Regions from separate parts of the Mus musculus genome. Here regions 1, 2, 3, 4, 6 and 7 are each linked to region 5. Evidence: chromatin loops called from intact Hi-C (ENCODE). Cell type or tissue: left cerebral cortex. All regions are shown on one strand. Links, peaks and the distances in the headings refer to the core of each region. The heading gives the core; the rest is flanking DNA. Region 1 holds the start of Kcnh2 (potassium voltage-gated channel, subfamily H (eag-related), member 2). Region 2 has its middle 3.4 kb from the start of Nos3. Region 3 overlaps Atg9b (autophagy related 9B). Region 4 holds the start of Atg9b (autophagy related 9B). Region 5 overlaps Nupl2 (nucleoporin like 2). Region 6 holds the start of Tomm7 (translocase of outer mitochondrial membrane 7). Region 7 has its middle 40 kb from the start of Gm33476.

Evidence for each region. Hi-C counts contacts between places; a loop is a spot of excess contacts. Peaks named below come from ENCODE experiments on the same cell type or tissue, not always from the same donor. Only the 100,000 strongest peaks of a DNase experiment are listed, where the experiment ranks them.
Region 1: it touches region 5 in a loop (3-fold over the local background); 7 of 42 quality-filtered maps call a loop at or near these places.
Region 2: it touches region 5 in a loop (4-fold over the local background); 7 of 42 quality-filtered maps call a loop at or near these places.
Region 3: it touches region 5 in a loop (4-fold over the local background); 4 of 42 quality-filtered maps call a loop at or near these places.
Region 4: a loop joins it to region 5, with 4 times the contacts of the local background. A loop is called at or near these places in 4 of 42 quality-filtered maps.
Region 6: a loop joins it to region 5, with 2.9 times the contacts of the local background. A loop is called at or near these places in 7 of 42 quality-filtered maps.
Region 7: a loop joins it to region 5, with 6 times the contacts of the local background. A loop is called at or near these places in 3 of 42 quality-filtered maps.

Annotation. Positions count from the first base shown.
Region 1 is chr5:24,348,698-24,353,149 of GRCm38, forward strand. Kcnh2 (potassium voltage-gated channel, subfamily H (eag-related), member 2) reads right to left here and starts at 2,907. Exons shown (of 15, transcript NM_013569.2): 1 at 2,511-2,907. The coding sequence starts at 2,586. In left cerebral cortex, for the core only: no CTCF peak of the experiment used is centred there; DNase peaks (open chromatin) are centred at 2,263, 3,104 and 3,994; H3K4me3 peaks cover 2,573 bases; H3K27ac peaks cover 1,270 bases.
Region 2 is chr5:24,359,188-24,363,639 of GRCm38, forward strand. No RefSeq gene overlaps it. Among named protein-coding and RNA genes, the nearest start is that of Nos3, 3.4 kb to the right of the region's middle. In left cerebral cortex, for the core only: a CTCF peak has its summit at 1,831 (motif pointing left); a DNase peak (open chromatin) is centred at 1,825.
Region 3 is chr5:24,385,608-24,390,007 of GRCm38, forward strand. It overlaps Atg9b (autophagy related 9B), which reads right to left. Exons shown (of 14, transcript NM_001002897.3): 5 at 4,174-4,315; 6 at 2,082-2,836; 7 at 1,780-1,936; 8 at 1,341-1,520; 9 at 703-939; 10 at 401-534; 11 at 146-242. Among named protein-coding and RNA genes, the nearest start is that of Atg9b, 4.3 kb to the right of the region's middle. In left cerebral cortex, for the core only: a CTCF peak has its summit at 1,814; DNase peaks (open chromatin) are centred at 1,812 and 2,315; H3K4me3 peaks cover 1,032 bases.
Region 4 is chr5:24,391,389-24,395,840 of GRCm38, forward strand. Atg9b (autophagy related 9B) reads right to left here and starts at 755. Exons shown (of 14, transcript NM_001002897.3): 1 at 1-755. The coding sequence starts at 528. It overlaps Abcb8 (ATP-binding cassette, sub-family B (MDR/TAP), member 8), which reads left to right and starts at 2,768. Exons shown (of 16, transcript NM_029020.3): 1 at 2,768-3,195. The coding sequence starts at 3,101. In left cerebral cortex, for the core only: CTCF peaks have their summits at 2,154 (motif pointing left) and 3,429 (motif pointing right); DNase peaks (open chromatin) are centred at 2,159, 2,973 and 3,248; H3K4me3 peaks cover 1,340 bases; H3K27ac peaks cover 1,695 bases.
Region 5 is chr5:24,165,617-24,170,068 of GRCm38, forward strand. Nupl2 (nucleoporin like 2) reads left to right here. Exons shown (of 7, transcript NM_153092.4): 2 at 1,727-1,949; 3 at 3,680-3,774. Among named protein-coding and RNA genes, the nearest start is that of Nupl2, 2.9 kb to the left of the region's middle. In left cerebral cortex, for the core only: a CTCF peak has its summit at 1,812; a DNase peak (open chromatin) is centred at 1,811; H3K4me3 peaks cover 193 bases.
Region 6 is chr5:23,842,302-23,846,753 of GRCm38, forward strand. Tomm7 (translocase of outer mitochondrial membrane 7) reads right to left here and starts at 1,844. Exons shown (of 3, transcript NM_025394.3): 1 at 1,670-1,844. The coding sequence starts at 1,772. In left cerebral cortex, for the core only: a CTCF peak has its summit at 1,906; DNase peaks (open chromatin) are centred at 1,299, 1,870, 2,308 and 3,026; H3K4me3 peaks cover 1,996 bases; H3K27ac peaks cover 1,752 bases.
Region 7 is chr5:24,258,929-24,263,380 of GRCm38, forward strand. No RefSeq gene overlaps it. Among named protein-coding and RNA genes, the nearest start is that of Gm33476, 40 kb to the right of the region's middle. In left cerebral cortex, for the core only: a CTCF peak has its summit at 2,354 (motif pointing right); DNase peaks (open chromatin) are centred at 2,366 and 3,417.

The DNA.
Region 1 (4,452 bases), core at 168-4,167, 180 kb after region 5:
TGACACAGGTGCCTCCACGGGGCGCGTCCTCGCGACACGCCCCCTACCCCCTGGCCCGCCGGCTGGCTGCGTGGCAGAGAGCCAGCGACCAAGGCCGGCCTGGGCGGGTGTCAGCAACGCGTGTCAGCAGCCGCGGCGGAGGGATAAACACAGCCTGGAAAGGGAGCCTGGGAAGGACAGGAGATGGCGGCCAGCCTCCCCTTTGCACCAGCTCCTCTGGCTTCTTCCTCTTGATAAGGAACTCTTCCTAGAAAATCAGTCCCTCGAATACCGTTAGACTCCCTCCCATCACGGCCACTATGATTTCCGAATCCTACCCACAGGCAGCCAGAAGCTGAGGAATAGGTAAACCAGAGGATGAGGGCGTGAACTTGCAGACTTAGACAACGCAGCAAGGTAGCTGTTAGTATAGTCATTTTATGGATGAAGAAACTGGGGCTCAAGAGAAGTTCATCTCAACGCCCCAGTCTAGCAGCTCATTCACAGTGAATCCAGCTTTTGAATCTCGTCTGGCAGAAGGACAGCTGGGGGTCACAGGCACAAGTTCAAGGTCATACAGAAAACTGTTTATAGAAGGAAAACTACCTGCAGCTTCACAAACCCAGAGGTCAGGCCAAGACACCAGCCCACTTGTGGAAACCAGACCTGGGAAAGATTACCACCTCTAGGGATATGAAGCTTTCCTTGGTGACCCCATCAAATGGAGTCCAATAGACCCACTTCAGCTAGACTTGGCTCATCCACTCCACACTTGAGCTAAAGGCCAGGCAAGTGGATGAACAGCAAGTCGGGCAGCCTCAGGGCATCTCACTTTTGTATCAGAGTTCGAGGGATAGGTACCTTCTATAAACAGAAACTCTGTCTGTCCACTTTGGCCTTTAAAGCTGGGGTGTGCAATTGAAGTTGAACCTGTTTCCTTCCCTCCTCGCTATGCAGTCTTCAGGCTGCAGCCCTGCACAGTCCTGCAAACCCCAGGCAGCTGGCTACAGCAGGGCTCCCTGCAGCAAGGCCAGCCTACCAGGTTCCAGCCTCCCAACTTCTGCCCTCCAAGAAGTTACTTTTGAGCGTTGGGTCATCTTTAGGTCAGTTCCCAAGGCCTTTTGGAACTCCCAAGCAAGCATCAACCCCAGGTCCGAGTTTCTTGTCCTATGAAAAGGCCTTCTAACTCTGTCTCCACTCCTACTGAGCCTAAGGTGTCCAGAGTACCCACCACCCACAGGAGAAAAGTGAGCCCCCCCCCCCCAGACTAGGAGAAGAGAACAAAGTTCCTTTGAAGGCAAGTCCCACTCTACCCCACCACTTGACTGAAGGCCTAAAATACAGATCCTGGCGAGACCTCACAAGCCCTGTAGTTTATCACCTTGTTCACAAATGTGGAAACTGAGGCTTTGAGTAGGAAGAGTCACTCAAGGTCATCTGGCAGTCAGTGGCAGAGGCGGGGCCAGAAGCCAAGCCTCTAGGACCCAGTCCAAGATCTTCTCAGATTCTGCCCCTGCCTACCTAACTGGTAGGAAAAGAAAGCCCGAGCAAGGGCCTGCCCCCTGCCCTTAGGCCTGCACCACCTCTTCGGGATCATCCTGTTCTCTGTCTAGGGACAATGCTGCCCATCCAACTGAGCCCTCCCTCCCAACACAGTAAAGCACACATTGTCCTGTGTGCACAGGGTCACAGGCAAGGAATGTCACCCTCCTGCTCCAGGGGCCCTTTGCAGTCACACACTCTGTGGCACATGCAGCCTTGAGGACAGGCACACCAACACCAAACATTCACCTAGCCTAGGACACATTTCTGGAAGTCTCCCTTGCCAGGTCCGAATAAGGGGAGTTGTAGTCACCCAAACCCAAAGGGGCTTGGGGTACCATCCCCAGCAGGAAAGTCCACCACACTGGAACTCCATGGCCAGCCTGTTCGCCCCAAAGCCAGCTTCAGGTGTGCAGCAGCCTCTCAGCACAGGGCCCACAATCTTGGGGACTTGCCGGAGACGCCTCTCCACGGCCCATGCAGACTCGAATTCATTAGTGACACAGGGATTTGACCATATACTTGTCACACACTCAAGAGCAGATTTGGTCACTAATCCTACACCTCTAGTTTTAGTCTGTCACATACAACACAGCCAAGACTGGAACGCGCAGTGTACTTTTAGGGACCAACAGCTTAGGTCATAAACAGTCTTAGGACAGCACACACACACAATCTCATCAACTCTGGACATTTAGAGTTGGAAACACCTACACATCTCATCCCACCTCCCTTTCCTGCACATTCCTGGTGTCATACTCACTCTCCGACCCCTAGCTGCAACACTAGGCCCCTTGGTCCTATGCCAGTGGTCCCTGGCACCAAGCCTTGTCCCCTTGGCTCCTGGCGTAAGTCTCAGGGCCCACCAGCCCCTACTGACTCACATTTTTGCACTGCACACGGCCCGGGCACGCCCCCCCAGCCACACTCAGCAGAACTGGACCCACCCCCCCAGACCCCCTCCCCGCCTTGCCCCCTCCCCCACTCACTCTGGCCCTCAAACTTGCGGATGATGGTGTCGAGGAAGGTGTTCTGCGGCGCGACGTGGCCCCTCCGCACCGGCATCCTGAGCCCATGGGCGGGCCGGGCGGGCCCCCACCCACCCTGGCCCGGCCCGGCCCAGCACTAGGCTTCGGGTGGCCTGGCCGGGCCGTGGTCTCCGCACCCCGCGGCCAAGCTGAGTGCGGGCGGGGCCGGAACTGGACCGAGGGCGCGGGATTCCCGCTCTGCTTAGTGGCTGCCGGCTCCGGACCCTGGGCCGGGCCTGAAGCTGCTGGAGCTGCGGCGCCGGCACACCTGTCTGTCGACCCGGGCTGGTGGTGCCACGGGCCCGGCTGCACCTCGTCCCCGCGCCGCGCTCCGCCCGCTCCAGCGCCGGGCTCCCGGCTCACGCCTGCCCGCCGCCGCCGCGCCGACAGCCGCTCCAGCGCCCGCGGCTCGGGCAGCGCCTGCGGCTTGGTCCGGCGGCTGAAGGGTTAATGCGGCGCGCGCCCCTCCGGCTCCGGCCCCCGCCTCCCGGCCCCCTCCTGTCGCCGCGCGCCGGCAGCACCGCCCTCTCCCCGCCACCCCGAGCGCCCGCCCTTCTTATTGGCTGAGCCGCGCCGAGCGCTCCCGGAGTCCCAACCCCTCGCTCCGCTACCGCGCCCCCGGGACTCGCGCTCCGCCGAGAGGGGGAAGGGACCTTTAAGTAGGGGAACGGTGAGGACAGGTGCGATGGTCGGTTTGGAGGTGACCAGGGAGAAGGGCATATCGCCCCCTCCCAGACTCAGGACTGAGAAACCCGATTTGATGGGGACAGGACCAACCCTTTATCTCCTGCTTCCCTGCTGCGCCTAGGGCAGGCTGAGTACCCACAGCTCGATGTCGGAATGTGCTGTGGGTGACGGGGTTGAGTGAGGCCTAGGCTCTGAGATGAGCCGCCCTAGGACCAGGGGACAGCCAGAAAATGGGAAGAACAGGGAATGTGGAAGCTGTAAAATTTTGAGACAAGGGTGGGTGAGCCGTAAGAGAGGCACGCCTCCCCTGTCTCCAGGGAGTTATAACCTCTCGGTGGTTATTCGAATCTCTCCATGGATGACACGTACAAAGAGACCGACAGCAGTTGCGGCCTTTTAGCTGTAAGAGCAAAGCGAGGCCCTTCCTTGAGTGCGAGGTCCCAGCCAGGGGATCCCCGTGAGCTAGAGGCCTTCCCTCCCTCTGCTGAAGGAACCTCATAGGCCCAATAGGAGGGCTTGGGGCCCCCCGAGGCGGCCCGGGCGGCCCAGCCCCCTCGGAAAACCCTGGCCTTGCCTTGGGCCCCTCCCCCTGCCAGCTGGCTCGCTCCAGCAGCAGCTCCCTTATTTAGGCAAAGAGGTCTGAGGATGCTCAAGGGCAGGCAGGGTGTCCACCAGCCGCCTGCCCACTGCCTGCCCACCGCCTGTTGGGGCCTGAGTAGGGGGCTTCGGGCGGCTGAGGTGTCCTTGATTTGAGCAGCTCAGCGACGCCTGGGGCAGGGCAAGGCCGAGAGGCGAGTGTTGACAGCTGAGCAGGCCTGCTGTGGGGAGGAGCCAGGCAGCTGGAGTTGAGGCGGCCTTGAATCCCCTCCCCTGCCTGCAACCCGGATCAGAGGCCTGTCTAGATGGATGGGGCCATGTGGGGGTTCCTGAGGGCTTGCAGCTGCCTCTGTCCTTGCAGCAAGGGGCTGGGTCTTGTCACCAGCGGGAACCTTCATTGGATGGGGGAGAGGGGGCGACGGACGGCGCAAGAAAGGTCGCCATGAGACCACGCCAGCCAGACTCTTACCTTACTCTTACTCCAGGAGCAAAATCCTGAAAACACTAAGGCCAAACAGGGCCCCTGGCCAGGAGGTGACACTCTTTTTTATTTGCTAGTGGGTGGGCAGTGACTCAGGGAGGCAGCCGGTGGGAGAGAAGGAGGTGGCTCCACCAGCTG
Region 2 (4,452 bases), core at 111-4,110, 190 kb after region 5:
ATGATGGATTGGAACCTTTAACACCGTATGCCAAAATACACCTTTCCTCTAAAAACTGAGACAACAGTTTCAGAATGATCAGAATTCCTCCGTGTCTGTGGTCACAATGCCCCTGTCTTTTCACCTGCAGGGCCTCTAAGTAATGTTCCTCTCTCCTTAGTGTGGAAAGGAGGTTCAGTCCCTCCCCTGGGCACCCAGGAAGCCTAGGACGCACCGCACCTCCCAGCTGATCTCCAGGGCTGGTTGCTACGGAATTTCCATGCTTGGCATACTTGATACTTAAAATCCTGGTTCCCAAGGGACCCAGCACCACAGCAACCACACCAGAAAACTGGGCCAGCCTGAGGGACTGGGGGAAAGAGTACGGGAGACAGTGCAGAGCTGAACATGTCCTTGACAGCTGTCTAGCCCAGGTCTGGGTGGATCCTGGAGCCTTGCACTGGCAAGTGATAGAGTTCCATGCAGGGTCCCCAAAACCTGAGACAGAGATCCTGCCTGTCATCACTCAGGAGATCTCAGCCTGGCCCCAAACACTCATTCTCACACCAGGTACCAAGAATGAAGAGCATGTTCAGGTCCCTGTGGATGGTAAAAATTCACATTCACATCCTCAGCAATGGGTTTGGGTTCAAATAAGTTTTGGAGAGCCCAAGGATATACTCACCGGTCATGGGCACACATATGTGCTTGCATGTATATTACAGCCTCTCTCTCACACACACAAACATACACACACATATGCATACACACACACATGCATACACATATATACACACATAAATATATACATACACACATGCAAACACACATATATACTTACTTTTGTGCACACATACACTTTTGTCTTTCACCACCACCACCAAATTTTTGTTCTGAGATCCTGGTTGTTAGTGTAGAATCTTAGCTGAGACTGGTGGCACATACCTGTAACACAGCACTCTAGAAACAGAGGCAAAAAGATCTCAAGTCCAGCCGGGCAGTGGTGGCGCACACCTTTAATCCCAGCACTTGGGAGGCAGAGGCAGGCGGATTTCTGAGTTTGAGGCCAGCCTGGTCTACAAAGTGAGTTCCAGGACATCCAGGGAAACTCTGTCTTGAAAAACAAACAAACAACAAACAAAAAAATCTCAAGTTCAAGGCCAGCCTGTGCTGTAGCTAACCTGTAGGTACAAAGTAAAACCCTGTCCCCAAAAAGAAAGGAAGGGAGCAGGTTCCTCAGACAATGATTGGGCCACGATAGTGGAGCACTTCTAAACACAAGTATTGTCTCTATAAAATGGATCCCAGGAGCCCCCAAGCTAGTGGCTACTGTCAGGACATGTACAGAGGATTCCAAGAGGCTCTGTGCCACAAGACTTTCCCATGAGGCTGAGAGCCAATAGACAGATATGGTTCCAGAGCATATTGGGTGAGAACAAGAAACTCACCAGGCCCTGCCCTAGGGAGCCTACCAGTAGGCTAGGGGCAGTTCCGAGTTAAGGTCTATTCCCTGGCTCCCTGGGCTGTAGAAACTGCCTTCTCTAACAGGAGTCGTGGTATCTGTGCTCCACACTCCTAGCTGTGGCTTGCCAGGCCCTGTAAGGATTTGTGCAAGGAAGTCAGGGAGAGATTTATTCTCAGAGGGACCCTTACTCACTTCCTCTGGGAATGGGCTGCAGATAGACTCACCAGCAGGAGCTTTGGCCAAGTGAGTCACTTCAGAAGGCCATTGTGGACACAGCAGTAAGTCAGAGACCCAAGGCTGGTCTGTCACTGGCTGTTTCAAGTCCAACCCCAGTCTTACTGGCACAGATCATTTCTCTTTGGCTCTCTGCTTCCCTCATGTGGCTATGTTAGGAATCACAACGGCAGCTAGAGGGCGCCCAAGGCCAACAACGCAGCCCTTTTCAAAACAGCAAAAACCCCTTCCTTGCCTGCAGTTAGCACCTGCATCTCCTTGGCTCATATCCCAACATCCTCCTGAAGGCCTAGCCCCACCGTGAAATCTCGAAGCAGAGCAGACCCCCCCCCGCCCCCCACACAGCGTGAGTTACATCCTGAGTATGAGAGAGGCCTCCAGGCTGGCAGACCCTCCTCCCTTCCCTCCTTTTCCCTCTGCTCCCCACCCAGTCTTTGCCAGCAAGCAGGAAGGAAGTTGCTCATAGTGGGGAGGGTGGGGCACTTCCAGCTCACACTGAACAACTTAGGGTTGGGCTAGAAGTAGTCAGAGCCTTCTGCTCCCACCTCCCACCATCCTCCTTACACACTAGAGCCCTTCCACCCTGAACCTGGGGCCTTCTTTTCCTGAAATAGACGCCCCAAGATCACATGGATCACTCCCCTCTCAGACTTGCACAAACATCTGGGGTCTGAGCTAAAATGCAAGATTGGAGTCTAGGGGGTGGTGCAAGAAGTACAGGAGGCACCAGAGACCCAAGGAAGGGGCCCATACTCACCCATAAAAGCTATCACTCTGTCTACCAGCATCAATGATGATGGAGATCTGGGTTAATCTTCCCGCTATCACTGCCACCAACAGGGATGGAGGAGCTGGGCTCCTACCCAGCTCATCAGGAAAGCCTCATCCAACTGAGGCCCTACAACTTAAATCTGGGAGTTCCTTTCAAGGAGCTACAGCCCTAAAACCTACAAAATTTTCAGATATTACTCTTTAAAGTGCAGTTATTAAATAAATACAATAGAATTGCCCATATAAGCAGCCGGTCACTAAGATGTCAAGCATTAGGGTTCCACAGGGCTGCAGGCAAATGGCAGACACACAAGCTCTGATGGCCAGGAAGAAAGGGACAAACCACATCCTAGGGAGGGGAGAATCAGGTTCTGCCTCTGACTTTTGGGGATGTTTTTTCTTTTCCTCCATTTTTCTTTTCCTTGGTATGTTCTGCCCCAAACAGAGAACATCTACTCCACATCTACTCTTGTAGCTGAACAGCGCTCCCTCTTAAACCTGTGCCTTCACCCAGCCATCTTACCCTTGCCTTGGCTTCCAAAACACATCCCTGGGTGCCCGACAGCTACACACATTTGCAACAAAACTGAAATTGGAAACACTTATTCTGCAGGGGTTGGCTAAACCCAGCAGGGATCCCAAGCAACAGAAGGGACTCTTCACACAGAGCAAGCTGCCTAGAGTCCACAACCTGAGGGCCGGAGAGATGGCTCAGTGGTTTAAAGTGCTTGTTACAGAGAACCCAGGATCAGTTCTCAGCACCTACATAGTAGCTTGCAACCAGATCCAGATGACCCAAGGCCCTCTTCTGGCCTTCCTCGAGGTATTGCACATATGTGGTGCACAAACATATATGTGCCAACACTCTTACACATGAAATATAAACAAACAAACAAATAAAACCTACAATTCCAAGGAAACAGATGTTGTGCTACGGAAGGCAGAAGTCCCCTGGGGCTGTATAATGGTCAGAATTTCTAGGAAGCAGACACCAGGGCATTGGAAGTTTCAGAGAATTACTGCAATGCCTGAGAGGCCAGGAAAAGAAGCAACAGAGGTAGAGGAAGAATCTAGAACAAGATACAAGTCTGACATATAGGAAAGTCAGAGCAGCTGAGAAGGCCTCAGACATCATGAGTTCAGAGCAGCTCAGCCTGCACACCAGGGAACCCAGAATGAATCCACAGACCTTCCCAGGCTTCTGTCCAAAGCCTCTGGGAACAGAGCCTTGGACTGAACACCAGGCACATGCCACAGAACACATCTAGATGTCAGCCACCTTCCCTGCAGCAAAAGGTAGCTCTCTGAGAGGCAGATGGGATGCCATCTCAAGGCTATGGCTGGCCCAGGAAGAGTAGGAAGATTTTCTCTGGTCTGAGAGGAAAAGCAAGGATGAGGGATAATATAAACAGAGGCCTGAAGGCACAAAAGCCTGAAACTGTTTGAGAAAGCCAGAGTATCCTGGGAGCAGTGAGCTGGGAGACTGGACAGGCCAGTGTGTCAGACTGGCCTTGGCCCTCTGTAGCTTTATCTAAAGGTTTCAAGTAAAGACAAAGTATGAGACCGACCTTGAGAAGAACCTAGCAGTGGTGAGAACCAGATGGTGGGGAGACCCAGGGGTTGGAAGATCTGTATGGAGGCTATGGCCAATGGTACCCCAAAGGCGTCAGTATATGATACTGGTTAGAATCTTGACACTGAGGCCAGTCACAGCTTACTTAACAGAAAGCGTCCTTGGCTGTCAAAGAGTCAAAGTTATAGCTGGACATGATAACCAGGTGGAACTGGTCCATCCAAGGTTCTGTAAAGATTAAATATCCAGAAATAGGGGCTAGATTCCATCTCCTGCCTCCCTCTCCCAAAGATTTAAGTCAGTAGGGACAGGCAGGGGGTCTCAAGGCCAGGCACCTGAAAGAAAACTGGTGTGAGTAAGAGCCACCTGCTGACCCTCTGTTCCCAGCCCCCACCAGTCACCCAGGGAGCCCAGAGCACTCATATCCAAG
Region 3 (4,400 bases), core at 1-4,000, 220 kb after region 5:
CTCCCTCATATGTGGGGGCAGGAAGCAAGGCCTAGCTCCTCCGCTAGGAACAGAGAGCTCACAGTTCCCGCTAAGAACCTTTTAGATTCTGCCCCATTCCCAGCATTCACTTCATTCGCCTTCTTCCCACAGTCCCTCTACACACCTGATGTAGGTAAATAGCGTGGAGGCTCATCTCAGCAGAGACAAGCTCTGGGAGCTGGGTCAGCTTCTGGCCCCCTGTGCCTCCTGGGGACACACAGCTAAAACAAGATGTACCCAGTTAAGAGTCAGCCCCCTCACAGAGGAAGGCAGTCCAGGCTTCCCCTCACCTTCCAAGACTCCTCAGCACCCTAGTACCCTCTCCCAGAGAATCACCACCAATCCAGACTCCCCTGCATCTCAGGCCTCCACCTCTCACCTGGGGTCCTGGACCATTCGTGAAATAGAGGCAAGGAGGCTGGCTGTGGCTGCAGCAGGGCAGGGGGCTGTGGGACTCAGGTCCCTCTGGGGTGGGCGGGGATTTACCAAGAGGTTGGCAAGGAAGGCTTCTGGCTAAACAAAAGAGAGCCAAAGGGTGGAGAAAAGGATAAGGGGAGAGTCCAAAGGAGGGACAGAGATATGATGGGTTGAGCCTGGCTGCCAGGGTAACACATAAAGTTAGAAATGCCAGGGAGAGATGGAGGGTGGCAAGAACAAAGGGTAGGCAGGCGTGGGACTTACCAGAGGGGATGTACAGTCACTGAGCACTCCTGGGGTGGGGGGACTCCGAGTCGAGGGAGCACCCCAGGCAGCTGCATCTTGTTGTACCCGGCCCCGAAGGTGTCCAAGGAACTTAGAGCTGTGCCCTGGTGGCTGCCATTGTGGGTGTGCCAGGGAGAACCGCATTAAGGAGAGTTCGGTCTTTCCATCCTCTGCACGCTGAGAGAGTGAGGCCTCTGTCTGTCCCTCTGAAAGCCACTGCAAGGAAGGGAGTCCTTCTGGTATTAGGGACACCAAGATTCAGCTAGGCAGGATGAAAAATACTGCCCCATAGATGAAGGCTGCGATGGGAACTCTTTAAAGATTATCCAGGAGTAGGGCAGTGGAGCAAGGCATAGGCATTTGGTCTGAGATACAGCTAGCTTTGAATGTTTGCTCCCCTGTGCAGTCCTAGTTCCTAAGACAAGACAATCCTACACTCCACTCTTCCACCACCTAGCCCTCATGTGGTGGTGGTGGGGGGAGCAGTCTTTGCTCCCATTTATCAACTTATTTCAAAATAATGTACCAGCAAAGAGCTCTATAAACCTGACAAGCTTTAGTGAAGCAAACAAATGCCCATCCAATACAACTTCTTAAGGTCAGAGAAGAGCTCTAACCTGAGGATGCCCGTGGCGCTTCACATCCATTAATGCAAAAGAACAGATGTCCCCTACACCAGCCACATCCACAGTGAAGTGATGAAAAAAGTCAATAATCTCCAGAGCACGGGGGCGGAACCAGAAGAGCAGAAACAATGGGGTCAGGAGTGGAGACAGGAGCTCTTCCAGGAGGGAGACCTGAGGAAGCAGGGGTGAAGCTGAGCAGAGATCATACAAAGGACCCATGTTCCAGATGAAGGCTGCAATGGGGACCTACAAGTGATCAGGGTCCAGAGCCTCCAGGAACACTCTCTAAGGTCTGAAGATTCCAACCACTCATTCCGAAGCCGCCTCATGGACACACACTCCCACCCTGCCCATGTGACCCACAACTTCTCCCAGGCTAATCCTTTGTATAGAGCCTATTCCATAGCTCCCTGCAGGCTCCGTTACTCACTGCTCGGTACTGAAGCAGCTGCGCCATCTGCCAGTAAGAGCTGGCTCGAGCACCCGTTGCACCAGGCTCCTCTGGGAGGTAATGCATGTGCGCCAGGGCTGCCTGCAGCAGAAGCTGGGAGGAACGCCCCTGGCATTGCTCTTCTGGAATGAAGGACCTGTGGGGTGAGAAATGTGGTTAGGAGGACCAACAGGTGGGACGCAGGGCAGAAGCGCACGGATGGTGACAGCTAAGGTTTGCTAAGGGAAAGGTCAGAGAAGGGGCACACACCAATATCTCCTCCCAGATATGTGCCATCTAACCTGGCCACAGTGGCTGTGACCCCGAGCGCCGTCATGGTAGTGAGCACATGCTCCACGGCCAACACGTCCTCATCGTAGATGGTGAGCACTAGCAGCGCGGCAAAGAGAGCTCCCGAGAAGAAGACCAGCTGGCGGGCCAGCAGCGCGCGCAGGGGAGCTGGGGGCTCCGCTGCACGCAGGAAGGCGGCGGCGGGCCGGTAGGCGCGGCCCAGGCGCGCACGCAGCTCGTGCGGCAGCTCGTTAAAGTGGCGAAGCTGCAGGCGGGCCAGGCGGGACCAGCGGCGCGCCCCGAAGGCTCCGGGCTCGCGCCGCAGCAGCTCCACGTGGCTGTAGAAGGCGTGCAATACCTGCCAGGCCAGCACCAGCGGGCTCAGGGCCAAGTTCACGGCGGCCAGCAGCAGCACCGTGCGCCGCCAGCGGTTAGCCAGGACGCCCCGGAGGTCGCTGCGCTTGTAGGCTTCGGGAAGCTCCCAGCCCCCGCGGAAGAGTGAGAAGGGACCGCGGAAGAGCAGCAAGTCCACGTTGAGCGCCAGGCCGCGGCTGAGGAAGGCGGCGCTGCTCCCCCAGGGCAGCGGGCAGCGGGCAGGCAGCAGACCCTTGTTGGCTAACGCTACCTGGTAGTTGGTGTAGCGCAGGATGCGGTGGTGGACGTCCAGTTCCGTCAGCGGCCGCGGCTGCACACACAGCCCACCGCTCCTCTGCAGTTCCAGGAGGCGAGACTGCACCTCGGCCCAGGGTACCGAGCTGAGCTCCTCCTGAGAAGAGGGAACAGGGAAGCCTAGGGACCAGTATCCCTTCCCCTCCACAGAGACGCACAACCTCCACGACTCGCTGAGCTGCCTGCGAACTCCAGCCCTGGTGGCCTGCCTCCCTATCATTAGGTTGTGCCTTCTTCTAGACCTTCTGCTAATAGAAGCACAGCGCTTCTCCGTTCTTTCGCCCCTTCTCAATTATTCTGCTCATCACTTCTTGCTGACAACTCTTAAGTGAACTTAAGTGACTGGGACCTGGCTTCCTTTTTTGAGCCCCCCTTCAGCCCCACATATAAAAGAATGAGATATCTACATCGCTGCTTTCTGCCTGAGGAAACTTAAGAACGGCGACAGTGCTCACCCCCACCTCAAGGCCACTTCGTACAATCACTTGATTAGCTTTCACACAACCCTGCCTGTGTGTGTCTGCGGGGACAGAATGCTCCCATACTTCATTTGGAGAGACCCATGTGAGCTGCAAGCCTCACTTTAGCCCAGTCTCCCCAGTTCAGTTATTTCCTCAGGACCAGCCTCCACAGCTCCCCTGCCCAGCATCTTCCCCTCTGCTGGAGGACCGGGCCTGGTAGCGCACACCTTTAATCCCAGCACTCGGGAGGCAAAGGCAGGTGGATTTCTGAGTTCAAGGCCAGCCTGGTCTACAAAGTGAGCTCCAGGACAGCCAGGGCTACACAGAGAAACCCTGTCTCGAAAAAACCAAAAAAAAAAAAAAAAAAAAAAGAGGAAGGCAAAGGATGGGCCCCATTGCCCCAGCACTGGCTGTGCCTGGTGCCTCCCTACTCTAATGGCTCAGAACATCCAAGGGAAAGGAAGATATGTGGACCAATATCCTAACAAAATCTTAGGGACAAAGATAGAAGGAACATGACCAGGGGATAATGAAGAGGCCAAGAGAGTGGCTTATATTCCAAGTGCCCTAGAAGGCTCTATTTCCGGCAAGCAAGCCCAGCTCCACTGCCTGCAGGCATCCAGGTTTTTCTCACTTCCTGCCCAGAGGCTTGGGTAGCCCGCCCTTCACCCTGGCCTGACCTTCCTCAACCAATCAGGATGCCTCCTGATCTAGAAAGCCAGTGACAGCCCTTCCTATAAACAGCCATTGTTTTTACCACCCACATGTGACTGTAAGTCACTGTCATGACCCATCGAGTGAAGGATGCTTCACACAGGTCAGATCCAAGCTTGCTAAGTGCCTGAACCTGCCTCCTGACAGTACTCCAGGCCCTGGGCAGGTATCATTCAGCTTCCATCTTTCTGTTCCTCTCAGTGGGTCTTTCCACCTGAATGGCCCTGTCCAGTGCCCATAATGTCACAAGCAGGCTTACTGGGGGAATGTGCAGGGCCTCCCTGTAAAACACCTGGATGTCCCAGTAGCTGAAGAGGTTGCAGACCGAGCGAAGCAGCTGGAACAGCCAGAAGCCAGCAGCCAGGACTAGGAGGAAGACCAACAGGGGACTGTCGTGGATCCTGCAAGAGGTTGGACAGGGAGGGTAACATAAAGGTGGGAAACCCACAGAAAGGAAACGGTCACAGAAGGGCTGAGGAGGGGTCC
Region 4 (4,452 bases), core at 273-4,272, 230 kb after region 5:
ATGAAGCAAGGGTTGGTGGTCCTCCCCATGGATAGGGGAGTCTTGAGACCCCTCAGGGTCACAGTCCTCTAGCCGTTCATAGTCCTGCTCAGGGATCAGAGGGCCCATCCGCAGCCCAGGATGGTCCTGGGGGCGCGGGCAGGAGGGAGGGGGAGTGGCCGAGGCCAGGGGTGGGGTGGAGTGGGACCCCCACGAGGGGGAAGCAGAGGTGTGTATCATTGTGGGATGGGCCTGCGTTGAGGGTGTGGTCGGGGTGGGTAAGACATTGTGTGGAGTCTGAGAAGCCCCTGCCTCCTGAATCACCAGGCAGGGAGACCCTGAGGCCGGAGGGAACACTGAAGAGGAGCAGCTTCTTGTGCGAGGGGCAGGGGACAGAGAGAAGACAGAGATCCTCCTTCCCCCAGTTCCCCGGCATGGAGAAGCAGGCAGTGGCAGTGCCATAGGGAGCAGAGGCACTGAGCTGGGCCCCAAGTCTCCCCACCGCCCCCGTTGCCTCCTGCTCCCCCCCCACCCCGTTCGTCTCACCATCAGGCCGCAGCTTCTCTTGAGAGGTTGAAGGGACTGGACTGCTGTTGTTTCCACAGAGGTCAGTGAAGCTGAGCGGAGACTTCAACAAGGAGCAGGACAACAACAGCACTAGGTGACTCAGGCTGGGCAGGCCTCAGGCATGCCAACCCTCAGCCACCTGTGTGATCACTCACACTCCTTGCAAGGCAACCTGGGGCCCAAGCCCCATGCCTGGGACGGACACCAGTTTAGGAGGCAGGGGCTCAAGAGCTATTGGGATTAGAAGAGACACCTATGATCTCTGCTTTCAGTCCTCAAGGGCACAAGTGGCAAAGACAGGGCAGCTGCAACAAAAATAATATGCACAGAGAGCAAAATCCTATCAGAGGGCTCTAGCATGTGCAGACAAAATAGTGAAGCTCTCGTTCCTACAATTGCACTCCCATCCCTTCACACCTGTGGGCACCAGTCAGTAGAGAATGATTTAAGGCCACATGCCCAAACAGGAGGTGCATTCAGATTTCCCAGCACTTAGGAGGAGACAGAGTAGCGGGATCAGGAGACTGAAGCTGTTCTGGGCAACATCTGACCCTATCTTAAAAAAAAAAAAAAAAAAAAAAAGCTGTATATTTTCTTTCTCTGAATGAAAGAGGGCAGACTTTGTGGTTAGCCAGGAGAAAACAAGGAGTAAAAGGAAGGAGTGCTAGCCATCCTAGATTGGAGCTTAAGGAAAAAAGGCTGGTTCCTTGAGAGTTCCACTGTATCTTCCTTATCCTCTTGAACCCTGATGTACTCTCCTCCAGTCCTGACCTGGTGTCGGGGCCTCCTGAGACACGTCAGCGCAGGAAGGCAGGGGCCTTGAGAGGATAATTTGGGTGTGTGGGGATGGACTGGCTCAGTTGAGTTCTTTGTTGTTGCCTCACCCGGGAGGAGGAGGCCCAGGTGGCTGGTCTGATGGCTTGCCCAACGCCATTCCCAAGGCCATGAGTCACCAACTGCCCTACTGAAGCCCATGCCTGAGATATTGACTTATGGAGCAGGTGTCAGGGCCTCCAGCGATCAAGCCAGTATCTCAGAGGCGGAGAGGAAAACTGTGCTTCCTAGAGCATTTCCTGGAGGAGCGTGGAGGACATCCATGGAACATCCCACAGGTTTATCCCAGACTGCCTGATTTTCTTATATAACAAGAGTTCATGACTCCCATACTTTTGTGTCTAGGTAAGGTGCAAAGCTATGCTTTGTGGCAAAATGGAATCCCAAGGAAGTGGGCGTGGGGGGGTACCCCGGTGGCAGGAAATTCCCATGATCTTTCTGAGACCTCTAGAGAGAGAGAGGTTAAGTGTGGCTTTAGCTGGTACCTCCCTCTGACATTACTCACATATAGTATATACTTGCTTAAGACTACCTCTACACACATCCTTATCTCCTCAGCCCCAAACTCAAGCAAATTCTGGCTCATTGCTCTGTCTAGTTTCACTCTGCTCATTCCAGAGCATGACTTTGCGACCCTCAGCTCAAGAAAAATTGAGTCCCGGAAGCACCACCAATAAATGACAATGATACTAGTAACATAACAATGTTCAAATGTCCAGATGGATTACCAGAGAGTAAATGTGAGCTAGAAACAGCACCCCCTGGTGGACAGTGGACAATAGCGTGCCTTTCTCGCGTGGAGGGGAACGGGTATGAGTCAGAGCCACTCCCACCAAGAAACCACAGCCCAGTGGAGGAGTTAAAACAAAAATAATAATTACACAGAAGGCATAGTGACTCAAGCCTCTAATCCCAACACTGGGAAGGAAGGATGGTGAGTTCAAGACAAGCCTGGGCTATAAAGAGAGTCTCAGGCTAGTCAGAGCTATGTAGCAGGTCTTGGGGGTACTTTGGGAGACAATTATAGCAAGAATAAGCTTAGCCCAACTGCTGCAAGAGCTATTCACTTTTGAGCTGGAACCTTAGGCCAGTGATTCAGACCCAAATGAAGAAGGAACCTAAAGGTTAGCTCTTAGGTTGCACTTTGATTAACTTCATGACCTACATACTAATAATTCACGATAACTGTGAGTAGCAGGATCACATAGGGAGATTAGAGACTCAAGTGGTGGCACGTTACGTGCATGTATGTTTTTGTTTGGTTTGGGTTGAGGGGTGTGTGTGTGTGTGTGTGTGTGTGTGTGTCTGTGTGTAGTTTTTTTTTTTAACTCTCAGGTCTGTTTTCACATATTCCTTCTCACGAAACCACCACTTCCTGTGATGCCAGGGAGCATAGAGATTGTCTGGAACAACTCTAGAGAAAGGGCTCAAGGTCAGAAGCGCCAGGACGTCCTCTAATGTGAGAATGAACGTCGCACAACCTCTGACCCGCACCTGACTTCAGGCCACTGAGCAAATAGCTAGAGCTGCTTCTGCTCGGTCCCGCCTACAGCCAACATTTTATCCAATCACAGCTTGCAGCAAGACTGATGTGTCTTTTCTCCAATCATCGCTGAGAATGGGAAGGGGTTGTCGGGATGGGGCCATAGCGAACATGGAACCCTCGGTAGGATAAGTGTGAGATTGCCGTTGCTGGCTGCCCCTATCTTATTGCCTCAACATGTTGGTGCACTTATTTCGGTTCGGAATCCGGGGTGGCCCAGTTCCAGGATGGTCGCTACAATCCCTGCGCTTCCAGACGTTCTCTGCCGCCAGGTAAAAACACAAGAGCAACTTGGAGTGTGGGCCATTGACCACCGTCCGACATCGCGCGGGGCCCGCCGGGATATGTAGTTCCGGGCTCGCGCGGGGCTTGCTGGGAGATGTAGGCTGTCTCGGAGGGTGTGGAATGTCACTGTCCAGGGAATTGGCCTCAATTATTCATGATGCTGTGTGGTGCCAGCAGGAGGCTCCGCAGGTCTGTATCCACTTGCGGTCAGGACTCAGCCACACCCAGTCACCACTGCCCACTAAGGGGCGCCACTCACAGCTCGCATTCGCTCTCTGGTAATCCACCTGGAGATCTGTAATTGGTGTCCATAGACATTTACTATTGATAGTGCTTCAGGATTAGCTGAAATAGTTCTAAATAATCAAAAGCGATACCTGAGCTGGCGAGATGATTTAGCAGTTAAAGGCACTTGCTACCAAGCCTGAAGACGTGGATTCTACTTGAAAACTCATGGTAGGAGGTATGCAGTTTCGGCAAATTATAATTATCCTCTTACTTCCACTATCCCAAACCCACTAAATAGATAAACACATACGTGCATTTAAAAAAAAATTTTAAAGTAGGTCCTAGCTAGAATCTACTGTGAATTCAAGGCCAGGCTGGTCTATAGAGAGCTCCAGGTCAGCCCAACTATACAGTGAAATCTCAACAGCATCCACGTTAAGCCCGAGAGTTGCTAGGAATTTGAAGCCAGCACGGACTACATAGTGAGTTCTGAGTGAACAAAACAAATAGGAATTTGATTCTTAGAGCTAGATGTATCGTCAGGAACCGAGCCTAGTACCCTTTACTCAAGAAGGTGAGTCTAAATCCAGTATACAGCCGAATGTATTCTATACATTCTAAGTTCAAGGCCCACCTGGAAAACTTTGTAAGATCCTGTGTCAAATATAAAGAGTAAAAGGGTCATTCATATGACTCAGTGGGTAAAGAAGTGCCACCAACGTGATCCCCTGAGTTTGTAATCCCTGGGACCCACGTGTGGAAGGAGAGAACCAGTTCTTGTAAACTGTCCTTTGATCTCAACTCACTGTGGAGTGCTCAGGCATGGGTGTGTTTCTCGCACCCCCCCCCACACACACACACAAATAAATAAATAAAATTACTATATTTTAAAAATAAAGAGTAGAAGGAGAGCTGGAGACATGGCTCAGTGGTAGGCTTTTTGTTTGTTTGTGTTTGTTTGTTTGACAAACATGAACCATAGATTCAATTCCTAGTACCCTGGGTGGGAAAAAAAA
Region 5 (4,452 bases), core at 206-4,205:
TCAGATAAATACGTTTTGTTCTCTTAATTTTGGAACCTAGTTTTTTGTTTGTTTTGGTTTTTAGGTTTTCAGAGATCGGCTTTCTCTGTGTAACAGCCCTAGCTGTCCTGAAAAACTCTTTGTAGACCAGGCTGGCCTTGAACTCACAGAGATCCACCTGCCTCTGCCTCCTGAGTGCTGAAATTAAAGTCATGTGCTACCACTGCCCAGTGGAACCTAGTTCGTGACGTTGTCAGTGGGTGCTTCTCTTTCCCCTTCTCTTTAAGGCTCCTCCAGCCCCTGTGTTCATGCTGGTTTCATATTTCCAGTCTTTTCGTGGAGGAGACAGATTGTATCATCTACAATGCTTCTAGTGAAAGACTCCAAATTAGGAGTCAGGTTCCGATAGATACTGGTATACTCCCAGGGACTGCTGAGAGGAATGTTTGCCATTTGGTCTCTGGAAACCTACTTTAAATGTAGTAATTTGCAAGTAAATGTTCAGTAGATAGATAATTAGGGGAAAAATACAAATAAAACTTTAGAATGAAAAGAAAGAAAAAGAATGCTTTGTAATTTTAAGGCCCACATTTGGGCCTTAAATACCTCTCTCTTTCCCTCTGCTCTGCTCCATCTTACGTAGCTTCCTGTTCCTCCTCCTGTGAGAGCTGGGCATATCCTATTCTGTCAAATTTTTCTCTGATTTGTCACTTTGTCTGGCACTCAATTAGATACCACTTTCAAACATAGCTGCTTCCTTCTACAGACTAACTTTACTTTCGATGTCTGAGATTAAAGCTGTGTACTAAAGGCATGTCTATTTCAGCCAGAGGAGTACTCTATCAGTCTGTTTTTAGTATATATTAAGTGATATATTTTCTAAATCCTAAGATAAATTACCTTTATCCTAGCATAAACTAGGAAGTGATAAGATTAAAAACAGTATCAAAACCTGAAACAAGTCCTATTGGCTTATTATTATTATTTTATGAGTTGTTAGAAATCTACGCTATACTTTACCTATTAGTAAGCTCTGCGATCTCTATATGAAGGATAGGTTGTGGGCATTGTGTCCACAAAGTAAAGACAGAGGCAAACACTTTTTAAATACCTATTTAAGGACAGAAAGTAAAATTTAACCCTTTTTATTATCCAGTTTATTCATTGTTCTCTTTCATTCATTGTCTCTATGGCCCAGTGCAGAAGCATACACACACATCCAATGATAGGTCAAATGAGGGCCTTGACCGAGCTGGGCTCACCGCAAAGCTTTTAGAGATGTTTAGAGTATTTTTTATTTATTCCCTCATGGTCAATTTAATAGGCTTAACACTGAACTCACCGATATGTCTTTATATTTCTATGATCACATTGATCTCACTTTGTTGTTGCTTTTTGTCAGCTTGGGTTTTGGGGTTTTTATTTGCTTTTTGAGATGAGGCCTCACTATATAGTTCTGACTGACCTGGAACTTAGAGACCTGCCTGTCTCTCCCTCCACAGTGCTGTGATTAAATTCTTACACCAACACACCTGGCCTTGATCTCATTTTTTAATATAAAGAGAACATTATGTGACTTGTTATAACATATAACAAACTATAACTCATAAAGGGATTGTCATTTAAAACTAGTAGAAAATAGCACTGTGTATAATGTCAAGACATAATAACATAAAATGTAATAGAGATCTTCAAGATTGGAAAAATTTACCAATTTTCTGATTGTTTGTTTTCTTGATTATTTTAGGGAATAACCGTCGAGGGTGGAATGCCAGCAGCCAGAGGTACTCCAACGTCATCCAGCCTTCCAGCTTCCCCAAGTCCACACCATGGGGTGGCAGCAGAGATCAGGACAAACCACCATTCGGCTCTTTTGATTCTGGGGCTTCTACCAGCAGAGGCTTTGGGTCATCTCAAAACCCTTTTGCTTCACCTCTCTCTGATGAGCAGAAAGATGAAAAGAAACTTCTGTGAGTTAAAAGTGTTGTAGAAAATCAATTGCTTAGCTTTTCCAGAAGCAATTACAGTGTTTTCAGTAAGCAAAACAAGAAAAAGAAGTCACCCGTGGCCCTGTGGCTCAGCCAGTCTGTTCACACTGTGAGCTTCTCAGACCTCATCACTTAGTGTGCGTTCTTAGGTTTGTCTGCTCTGGTCCACTTCCTGCTGTACTAGCATATTTCAAAGGTCAGTCTTGCTTAAACTAAAGTCGGTGTGCTCTGTGCTCTTTACAGAGTATCGGGTAACTCAGAACAATCGCTATCCTCAAGGGTACTGATAATATCACATATTTTTCTTTGTAAAACCTTTATTTCAGTTTCCCTATTTGAAGTTCCATAAAGAGTGAATTTTTAGGTTAGTTTGGGGTGTATTTTTTTTAAGGGGACAAGCAGGCTTTGTTTTATTTGAAAGCAGGGTCTCCCTATGTAGTCCAGGCTGGTTTGTAACTCAGGTCTCACTGCCTCTCTGTCTCCAGAGTGTTGTCACTTCACCAGCCATTTGTTTCTGAAATGCTGAGGACTGTGCCTAAATCTTCAAGCATCAATTGTGTGTGTGTGTGTGTGTGTATGTGTGTGTGTGTGTGTGTGTGTGTGTGTGTGTGTGTGTAACAAGGCAAAGTTCTATTGTGATCCTAAGTGTAATAGCATCCTTTGTGATACCTATCACTTTAGTAGTTAATGGTCACATTCGATATGAAAGAAACATTAATTTAGAGTCAAATGTATAACTTTGTTCAGATTTGCTGTTAAGTGCACAGATCTGAAGGCTGGAGAGGTGGCTTAGCAGTTAAGAACATTGGCTGTCTTTCCAGGGGACCTGAGTTCAATTTCCAGTACCCACACAGCAGCTCACAACTTTTGGTAACTCCAGTTCCAAGGGATTCAACACCCTCACACAGACATACACCAAGGCACATAAAGCTAAAAATAAATTATTTAAAAGTATATGTTTTAAGTACATGGACCTGTTTCCTATATTACAAAGTAGAAAATTTAAGTAAAATATATCTGAAGTCCTATAACCCACTCTTAAATTTTAATGATTCTCTATAACTGGTAGTGGTACTTTTTATTGTTTCCAGTTAAAAATACTGTGCATTGTATTTAGTTCTTTAAAAAATATTATATTTATGATAATTCTTAAGTATATGGATTAGTTTTTCTATTAATTAAAAAGATAGCACTATTAATTATTCTTTATTATTTGTAACTACAAAATACAAGGTGTTTGTTGTTTTGGAAACAGTGTACAGCCCAGATTGACCTTAAACTCACTGTGTTACCTGCCTGGCCTCAAAATTCTCCTCAATCACCCAGGTGCTAGGACTGCAGCTGTGTTCCACCATGCTCAGGTTGTCATTCATAGTTCTGTGAACTTCTGAGGTAGAAAAGAGTCTTCAGAAAAGAAGATGGTGGTGGCACACGCCTTTAATCTGGCACTTCGGAGGCAGAGGCAGGAGGAGCTCTGAATTGAAGCCAGCCTGGCCTACAGAGTGAGTTCCAGGACAGCCAGGGCTACAGAAAGAAACCCTGTCTCAAAAAACAAAACAAAAACAAAAAAAGAAAAGAAAATTAAAAATATGTAAACTTATGTATTTACTAGAATTTAAATTTTTAGTCACTTAACTTCATAAGTAACAAATTTTAATGAGCAAGTAAAATATCCATTACTCTCATTTTTCTTTCTTTTCTTCTTTTTCCAGGGAAGGAATTGTTAAGGACGTAGAAGTTTGGGAGTCGTCGGGACAGTGGATGTTTTCTGTTTACTCGCCAGTGAGAAAGAAACCCAATATTTCAGGTAACTGGGAAACGTGCTTGACTTGTTGGCTGTTTTTTGGTGAGGATGGAACCCAGACCAGCATACATGCTAGGCAAGAGCCCTGCCACTAGGCTATGGATGCAACCCTGTACTTGTATGTGTTTTTAAAATATAAAATTTCTACTGTCTAAAACTAGGCCATGCTAAATAAATTTATTCCAAACTTAGGCACAGCTAGAATTTGATCTTTTTTAAAGTATTCAAGTATCCCAGCTAAATGATTCAGAGACTGAAAGCCATAATGTAATTCTTTTAGTTTATATTATTTATTCTCAAGAAAGAATAATAAAATCAGGATCTACACAGTTTTAATTCAGTCAACTAAGGAGAGGCCCTGCTTTATGGATTCCCTCTGTAAACCCTCAGGATGCCCTCAGTGCTACCTTGTGGCCAGGAGGGTCCCACGCTGCCCTCCATTGGAGCCCTGGCTGCTGCCTTGCCTTTCCTCCTCTTCCCCACCAAGAATCCTGCTTCTTCATAAAGCCTGTCGGAACTCTCAAGGAGCCATAGAGATGGCATCTCTTTAGAAGACTCCTTTCTTTCCATTTGGTTTTTCCCATGATCCCTATGACTGCCAAGTTCTTCCAAGCCTCTCATGGAGAGCCTAAGTCTCTCCTGTTGAGACAGCAGGCGTGGCCCAGCCCAGCCCAGAAGTCA
Region 6 (4,452 bases), core at 220-4,219, 320 kb before region 5:
CTATCAGCATCAATCTTAAATTCCCTACTGGATGCCATGACAAGCCCCAGGAAAGGAACCAATGTGAAGCATCCAGTTCTCAGACCCAAGATTCTGACAAGTAGCTACAGCTTCTAGCTATGGACATAGCTGTGCACAACTTTAACACATTGTTCAGAAGTTGAAGGCAGGAGGAGCTTGAAATTACAGCCAAGCCAGCCTAGGCTGCATGAAAGGGGCTCATCTGGCGGTGGTGGGGGCAGAGGTGTATCTCAAGAGGAGAGCCTAGTGCACCTGTAGTTCCAACTACACCATAGATGAGGCTGAATTGCGAGTTCACCCAGCCTTACCTACAGGCAAACTATGAAAATGGAGCGGGGCTCAAAGAACTGTATGGACAACCCGGCCTACAAAAGTAGAGCCAGCAGTGGGTGGTGGCGCACGCCTTTAATCCCAGCACTCGGGAGGCAGAGGCAGGCGGATTTCTGAGTTCAAGGCCAGCCTGGTCTACAGAGTGAGTTCCAGGACAGCAAGGGCTATACAGAGAAACCCTGTCTCGAAAACAAACAAACAAAAAACCCCAAGCAAACAAAAAAAGTAAGCTGTCACAATTATCTATCTGATACCTATATAATATCACTGTCTGAGATTTTCTTTTCTTTCAAAATAGAGGAGAAAAGAGCTGTATGTGACGGTGCAGGCCTGTAATTCAAACACTGGAAAGGTAGGGAAAAAAAAAAAAAGAGAACCAGGAGTTCAAGGCCAGCTTGAGCAACATGAGGCACTGTCTCATCAGTAATACTTAGGAACACCAAGAAAAATACTTGTCCTATCAAAATATCCAGGTTATCACAGCTCACATACTTCTCACAGGTACAACAGCTGCCTGGAGAAATGTCCAGCCTAGTTAAAGGCTCTGCCAAGACTACAAATGAATGTATTTTATCTTATATAATGCAAGTCATGTAAAACAAACGAGAAGCAGCACCTTGTGAGGGTCCTGCTTTAATGAGAAACGCCAGATTCCATATTAGAGCTCTGAGACCTGGAGCTAAAATCCTCTGCTGTTTACCTTACGGGATGAATAAGGCAATTAAGATAAAAAATTGTAAAACTACTCAACCAGGAACAGAACCAGTTCCAGAGTGTAGCCCTAGGTGAAAATATTTGCCTGGACACTTGGGCAAGGAAAGTACAACTTTATGGCTGTCTTTCCCTGCAAAATGGGGTCTGTAACTTTCGGGAGAAAAAAAAAAATCACCGAAATCCTTCATTATACAAGAAAAGCGTAGGCATCCAATGGTCACAATCATGCTTTTAGGCAGTGACGTTTTAACCTGGTTACCGTCTTCCCACTTAGGCTAACCTACAGGAGGGAAACGTTCTAAAAGTCAAATAGAGGATTAATCTTTCTTTAGGGGTCATATAAACCTAAAACCAATCTTGAAAGGTCTTGCTTTTATTTTACAGATTTAAGTAGGGAATATAAGGGATTGTGTGACTGGTTAAACACTACTCAAATAGCTAAAAGGAACTGGAAGATGGTTTTTCGAGCCCGGGCAGACAGCCTCGGAAATCGTGGACAACGCGGAGGCCGGGTTTAATTTCCTAGCCCCGGATGGCAAAAAAGGAGACTCAGACCCCACCAACCCCTGCCCTGCGGCTCCTCCCAAGTTCTTCAATCACTGACCCAGGTAAATCACGAGAGGAATAAAGCCCCAGCGGATGGCAAACTGGCCGCCCTTGAAGAGCTGCTGCAGCCTCTGTTTGGCTTCTTTGCTCAGCTTCACCATGGCGACGACGGACCAGCGGAACGAGGAGCCCAACAACCACCACCGTGTCCGGATCCCGGAAGGGAGAGGAGCTGCGCATGCGCCACGTGGGGCCTTTACGGCAGGAGTCGTGAGGCATCGCCGACAGAGGCCGTAATCCGTCGCCTTCCAGCAACCTAGCTCCGCCTTGCGGGTTCACTGCTCCCGCCTCGTTTTTGTTGTTTTATTGTTGGGACGAATCCGGCTTTTCCTGGAGGGGCGGGGCGGGAATTGTCTTTCCAGATAGGGGCTCCCTGTTTAAGACTTTGCTGCCCTTGAACCCATGGAGCTGCTACTGCATCAGCGTCTCGAGTGCTGGGATTCAATGCGCGCTGTTTGCTGAAGATTGCCAGACGCGCTCACTTGAGGCCTACTTTTTTATCTACAACTACCTTTATTTTTTTCCAGCATCTTTCCAGAGTTTTAAAGCACACATCCCAGCGATGATCTTTGAGAAAGAAGGAATGTTATTTTATATACTGTTCTGTTATCTTGGCTAAGTTCCTTACTATCCCAGAATCAGTTTCTTCTATGGCTGCTAAAACCGGACGTCACCGGGCACTCTTCCAGGTTTCCTTCTACTTTGCACCCGTTCTCTGTTTTTCATTTAACAACATTTTCAAATCTGGGAAGTTCGCGTGAAATCTGGGTTTATTTGTCTGTTTTTCTTTGACACTTCTGGCTTCTAGACTTACATCTCAAGGACTGCCAAGGAACTTAATGAGATCACTGGGCACAAGGGGTTCATGGGAGTTAAGCTACATTTTTACTATAAAGGAAGTTATAGACTTTTGTGTGTGAGAGTCCCAGAAAACTGCAGTTTACATCTGGGAAGGAGTAAAGTCAGATATGCTTAAGCCTTGAGTGTGGTCACTGTTTCAATATTCTTAGTTGAAAATAGTTCTGTATAAAAGGAGTACTGCCCCGTAACAGCAAATGCTGTTAAATGTCAGGGGAGTCTTTGCTCGGCTGGTGGGATTCTTCAGCCAGACGGGACACCTTTCACTTCCCATGTCTCCTTAATTCTGTCTTTCTCTCCTGCCCCACTGCATTCATCCTCAAAGAATACATTTTTATTAATACAATGCAATGAAAAAAAAAAACCAACAATAAAGAACATAGGTGTAGAAAATGCGACTCTAGGATCAGAAGTGCCAAGATTTTAGTCGAATTCTGCAATTGACTTGAAATAAGAAACTTGTGAATTGGCTGATCCCATAGCAAAGCATCTAATTAGTTCACCATGGTTACTAGGAAAGCAGTGCTCTGATCCTAAAATGCAGTGATGTAAATGAGCCAAATGAGAACAGAAATTTTTATGCATCTTGTTTCTCAAAATACTCTGTTTAGAAATACACAATAGAGGGGTTGGGGATTTAGCTCAGTGGTAGAGTGCTTGCCTAGCAAGTGCAAGTCCCTGGGTTCGGTCCTCTGCTCTGGAAGAAAAAGAAGAAAGAAGAAAGAAAGAAAGAAAGAAAGAAAGAAAGAAAGAAAGAAAGAAAGAAAGAAAGAAAGAAAAGAAAGAAAGAGAAAGAAAGAAAGAAAGAAAGAAAAGAGAAAGAAAGAAAGAAAGAAAGAAAGAGAGAAGAAGAAAGAAGAAAAGAAGAAGAGGAAGAAGAAGGAAGAAGAGGAAGAAGAAGGAAGAGGAGGAGAAGGAGGAGGAGGAGAAGGAGGAGGAGGAGGAGGAGGAGGAGGAGGAGGAGGAGGAGAAGAAGAAGAAGAAGAAGAAGAAGAAGAAGAAGAAGAAGAAGAAGAAGAAGAAGAAGAGAAGGAGAAGAAAGAAAAGAAAGAAATACACAATAGAGCTGGGCGTGGTGGCACACACCTTTAATCCCAGCACTTGGGAGACAGAGGCAGGCAGATTTCTGAATTCAAGGCCAGCCTGGTCTACAGAGTGAGTTCCAGGACAGCCAGGGCTACACAGAGAAACCCTGTCTCAAAAAACCAAAACAACACCACCACCAACAATAACAAAACAAACTAACATATTCAGCAAAGATCCTAATAGGAACACAAAGGCCAGAGAATCAGGGGCACTCAGCTCTTACTCACCTTAGCCATCTTTCAGTCACTTCTTTGTAAAACTGTTTATTATTATTATTATTATTATTGTGTGGTGTGTATGTGTGTGTTTGTGTGCATCTGTGTGGTGTATATGTGTGGTGTGTGTGTGTGTCTCTGTGTGTGTTGTGTGTGTGCATGCTGTGTGCTGTATATGTATATGTGTCTGTGTCTGCATGACTGTGTGGTGTGTCTCTGTCTGTGTGTGTGTGTCGGTGGTGTGTGTGTGTATGTATGTGTATGATGTGTGTGTGGTGTGTGTGTGTGTCTGTCTGTCTGTGAGGAATGATGTGTGTGTATGTACTTGTGTGTGTCTGTGGTGTGTGTGTGTGTGTGTATGTATTTCTGTCTGTCTATCTCTGAGGTATGTGGTATACGTATTTGTGTGTCTGTGGTGTGTGTGTGTCTGTGTGTCTGTCTGTGAGGTGTGTGGTGTGTGTGTGTCTGCCTGTTTGGGAGGTATGATGTGTGTGTATGTGTCTGTGTGGTGTATGTGTGTGTCTGTCATCCTGTGAGGTGTGTGGTGTGTCTGTCTATGAGGTGTTATTTGTGTCCTTGTAGTGAGTGGTGTCTATGTGTGGTGTATTTGTTTCTCTGTATG
Region 7 (4,452 bases), core at 103-4,102, 93 kb after region 5:
GGATCCAGAATCAACTGAGACAGATCTCCCTGGGTGGTCTACGGGGCATTTCCAGAAAGGATTAGTTGAGGAGAGAAGAACTTCATTCATCATGGGTGATGCAGTCCAACGTGAAGAGACCAGAGGAAAACCTGTGGTCCTTCACTGGTGAGTGGGCCTCTTTGAGGCCACTGTACTTGGCCCACATCCAGCTTCTTCAACCTTCAGAGCGGCCTGAAGACCAGCAACCCTCCAGGAATCTTCAGTCCCAGATTGGGACAACCAAAGAATCTTTGCCACTGTGCAGGCTCTGGGCTATCTACTTCTCCACTGTGCACACAGCCATTGTTGGCTGCTGCAGGGGTCTGGATGAGAAGTGCCCCAGAGTACGTGACATTTGAGAAATTGGTCCCCAGTTGTCATTGCTGTTTGAGGGATTTGGGGATGCGGCCTTGGTGGAGGAGGTACATCATCACTGGGGTGGCCTTTGAGAGCTTGAGGCTTCATCTACTGCCTGTTCACTCTCTCTGCTTTGGGTTTGGGACCCATGGGTGATCTCTCAGCTCCCTGCTCCCGATACCTGTTGCCATTATAGAGTCCCCTGACCCTCACCCAAGCCAAACTCCTTTGTAAGCTGCTAAAGCCATGGTGTTTTGTCTGAGCAAGTGAAAAGTAGCTAATAGCCAGCTTCTATGGTATAAGCCAATGTAAGAAATCCCCTTTCTACCATATATGCAAGATATCAGCTCCATTCCTATAGAAAACCCTCTCCAACACACTGAGCAATTCATAAACGACAGAAATGCATTTCATTTATTCTTCAGGGTTCTGGAAGTCACAAGGCCAAGGTACCAGTGGATTCAGAGTCTGGGAAGAGCCTGCGCCCTGGCTCTCTGTCTTCCTTCTGGCTGTGTCTCCTGTGGACAAGAAAATGTCAGGAAAGCGCTCTAGCGTCTGCTTTATAAGGATGCCAATTCTGTTTGTGAAGACTCCTTATGACCGAGTCACGCCAAGGTCCTTCCAATGCTGTCACTGTAGTGGTGATGGTCTCAGGATGTGAATTTTAGAGAAATAGGGGCTTTTCCTTCACTGTAAATGACACACTTGTAAGAATGAAGCAAAGGGCACACAAATTGGGTGAGTGTTGGCTGATTTTTTTTTTCAAGACAGGGTTTCTCTGTATAGCCCTGGCTGTCCTGGAACTCACTCTGTAGACCAGGCTGGCCTTGAACTCAGAACTCCGCCTGCCTCTGCCTCAGTCTTTTTTAATATATACATCCAAACAAGTAAATAAAAGTAAAGCCAGTTCAGGTTTTTGTCTGTGATGTCTTTTTCTGTGTGCTGTTTGAAGGTGATAGATGCATAATCACTGTGGGGCCATGCAGCACCAACTCTGCAGTTCCTTTACTTGAGAGTTGGAGACTAACTCGAGAGCATGCAGCCCAACAGGCCCGCAGACGCCTGGAATTCCCACAGCAGAGCTGTAGAGGCAGCAAAACTGTAGCAAATTCAAGGTCAGCCTGAGGTATATAGTAAGTTCCAGACAAGTCCAGGTACATAGCAAGACCCAGTTCTGCAAAAGAAAAATCTAAGCAGCCCAGATATTGTTACATTATTAAAACTAACAAAGACCAAGTAGACAGATTAATGAAGTACTATTTTAAGTATAAAGTTTACATTCATCTATAAATATGTATCAGACATGGCTTATATGTTTTATTAATCTGTATATGTGTATGCATACCTGTGCGTGAGTGTACATGCGCAAGTCAGAGCACAGTTAGCTGGCTGTAAGATTCCAGGAATTAACCATCTTGTCACAGGACTGCTGGGACGACAGAAGTGTGTGTGTGTGTGTGTGTGTGTGTGTGTGTGTGTGTGTGTGTGTGTGTGTGTTCTGGAGATCCAAATTCACATCCTCACAGTTGTGTGCAAGCATTTTTACCCACCCGACCACCTTCCCAGCCCCAGACAGTTTTTTGTTTTGTTTTGTTTTGTTTTGTTTTGTTTTGTTTTGTTTGTATGTGAGTACACTGTAGCTATCTTCAGACACACCAGAAGAGGGAATCAGATTTCATTGCAGATGGTTGTGAGCCACCATGTGGTTGCTGGGAATTGAACTCAGGATCTCTGGTAGAGCAGTCAGTGTTCTTAACTGCTGAGCCATCTCTCCAGCCCTCCCCAACCCCACTCCCGACAGTTTTTACCAGAAAAGCATGACCTGCGTCTCCACATGCCATTATACGCAAATGCAGGGATCTGTGTTGTTTCTTAGGAAGAAAGTGAGCTCAGGCTGCTCACATCCTCACCCTGGACCACTGGACCACGCTCTGCTTTCACTTCTCAGCATGCCTTCCCTGCACCAATGCCAACTGGACAGTAGATGGAGCCTGTGAGCCCAACTTCTGCAGCTCCTACCACAACCAAAGCTTCCAACTTAAGGCCCAGACAGGACACGGGGAGAATCCAGGGTTAAAACGCAGACAGTTTCCTGCTGGCCTTCCTGCACTCTGTGTCTCTTCTAGAGGTTCTCTTCTGCTAGGAGCACCCCACTCCGGCCCTGGCTCAATTATGAGTCAAAAGAACAGGAAAATGCAAATATGTGTCTTGATAACAAGGAAAAGCACTGATTTGAGTTCATGAGATTTTTAAAGTCTATAGGTTCTTTTCCTTTTATCTCTTCCTTGTTAGAAACATCTCAAACTAGCCTACGTGGTGGGGGAGGGGGCATAGAAGGTAGGCAGGTAGGAAGCATGGGCTTACAGACACAATCGAATCCATAGTAGGTGTGTGCAAGACGTACAGGACAGACCGTCCCCTCGAGTCTCCCATCATTGGACAGGGACCAGCCTTCCCATTGAAAAGGAGCAGAGCTAAGCTCACCTCCCAGCCTTCCATCTCCAGTTGATTCAATTTTCTGACAAGACAGTCTCCAATTCTCAAGACCAGGTAGGCTTCATGACCCTGCAAGTTCCAGGGTTTAGGACCTTCCTCATCCGTACTCTAGCAGGGTCATTGCCGAGAGAACCCTCCACGCCTAGCCATGGAGAGAGGAATTAGGACATGCAGTGACCTCTTCCCTCACATCGGTGAACTCTCTTCCTGCTCCAAGAGATTGGAGGGGGGCAGTGATCCCAGGCTACCTCATAACAAAACCCGAACGCTGGAACTGCTCCCTTGTGTCCTGCTCAGAATGTGGGATGTCCAGACAGCGTCCTTCTCACCCCATTGATGAGGATAGAATCCCCAGGGCTAATTAGTATAAGTGATTCAAACATCCAGCAATGGCCACCAATTACAGCTACTTAACGCTCTGTGGGAGGGTCTGGGTGGGCGTGGGGACTCACTGGGCAGCGGCAGGGGGGTGGGTCTCTGGTTCAAACAGGAGGCTGGGATTGGCTCCTCTAAATGGTTTCACAGTCAAGATAAGTGAGTCAAACCTGAGACAGGATAAGACAGATTCTGCGGCTGACAGGGGGAGGAGGTGGGCGGAGTCTCTACCCGGTGGGCACGTCTGGAAACAGCCCAGAAGCTCACTTACTGCAGTTCACAGGGTGAAATGCTGGACTCCCTCGACGTTGGGCTTTAGAAAAGTCCCCTGCTCTGGATAAAGCCCCGTCCCCCGGTCTGCTGCCTTATTCTCATTCCTCTTTTTTAATGAGCTTCTCAAGCAGCAAGAATCCGGGACTCTGTCTGGGCTTGTGGTCAAATATGAATCTGTTCAATTACTTCTTGGCTATAAATTGCTCCTACAGTGGCCTGGCCTGCCAGGCCTCCTGGGGGCCACCCACGACTGCAGCAACTCCTCCCTCAGATCTCTTCTCCTTCCTCATCTGTTATCCCTTTCCCCCTCCCTTCCTCCCTCTTTTCCCTCTTTTCTTCCAACAGGACACAGAGACACGTATACAAAAGAAGTCTACATAAAGATGGGGTAATGAGATGGCTAGGTAGTTAAGAGCACTTGCTGCTCTTGCAGAAGGACACAGGTTCCGTTCCTAGCACCCACAAGGCTCAAGAATGCCTCAAGTAACTCAAGTTCCAGGGGACACAGTACCCACTCTTGTGACCTCCCACGGCACCAGGCACATGTATGTGTACACCCATACATGCAGGTAACACACATGCAAGTCAAATACATATAAAAATAATTGTTTAAAGATAGAGACAGCCAAGTGTGCTGGCACATGCCCTGTGATCCCAACACTCAGACTAAGGCAGGAGTTTAAGCCCAACACAGGCTATCTACTGAGCTCCTATCTAAAAAGAAAAAAAAATGAAAGCAAGAATGGGGACAAAGGAATATTTCAGCACAAGGACGAGTCTTCCCCTCAAAGCTCTGGCAAGAAATTCCTGTTATTACAAGGTACCCAGTTTGGGCACCTTGCAATAATGGCCACAGGAATCTAGTATAATAATTCTAATGTGTTAGATCATATTAGTGGCCTGGCAGGGGTAGAGGCTGTGAGGTTAGGG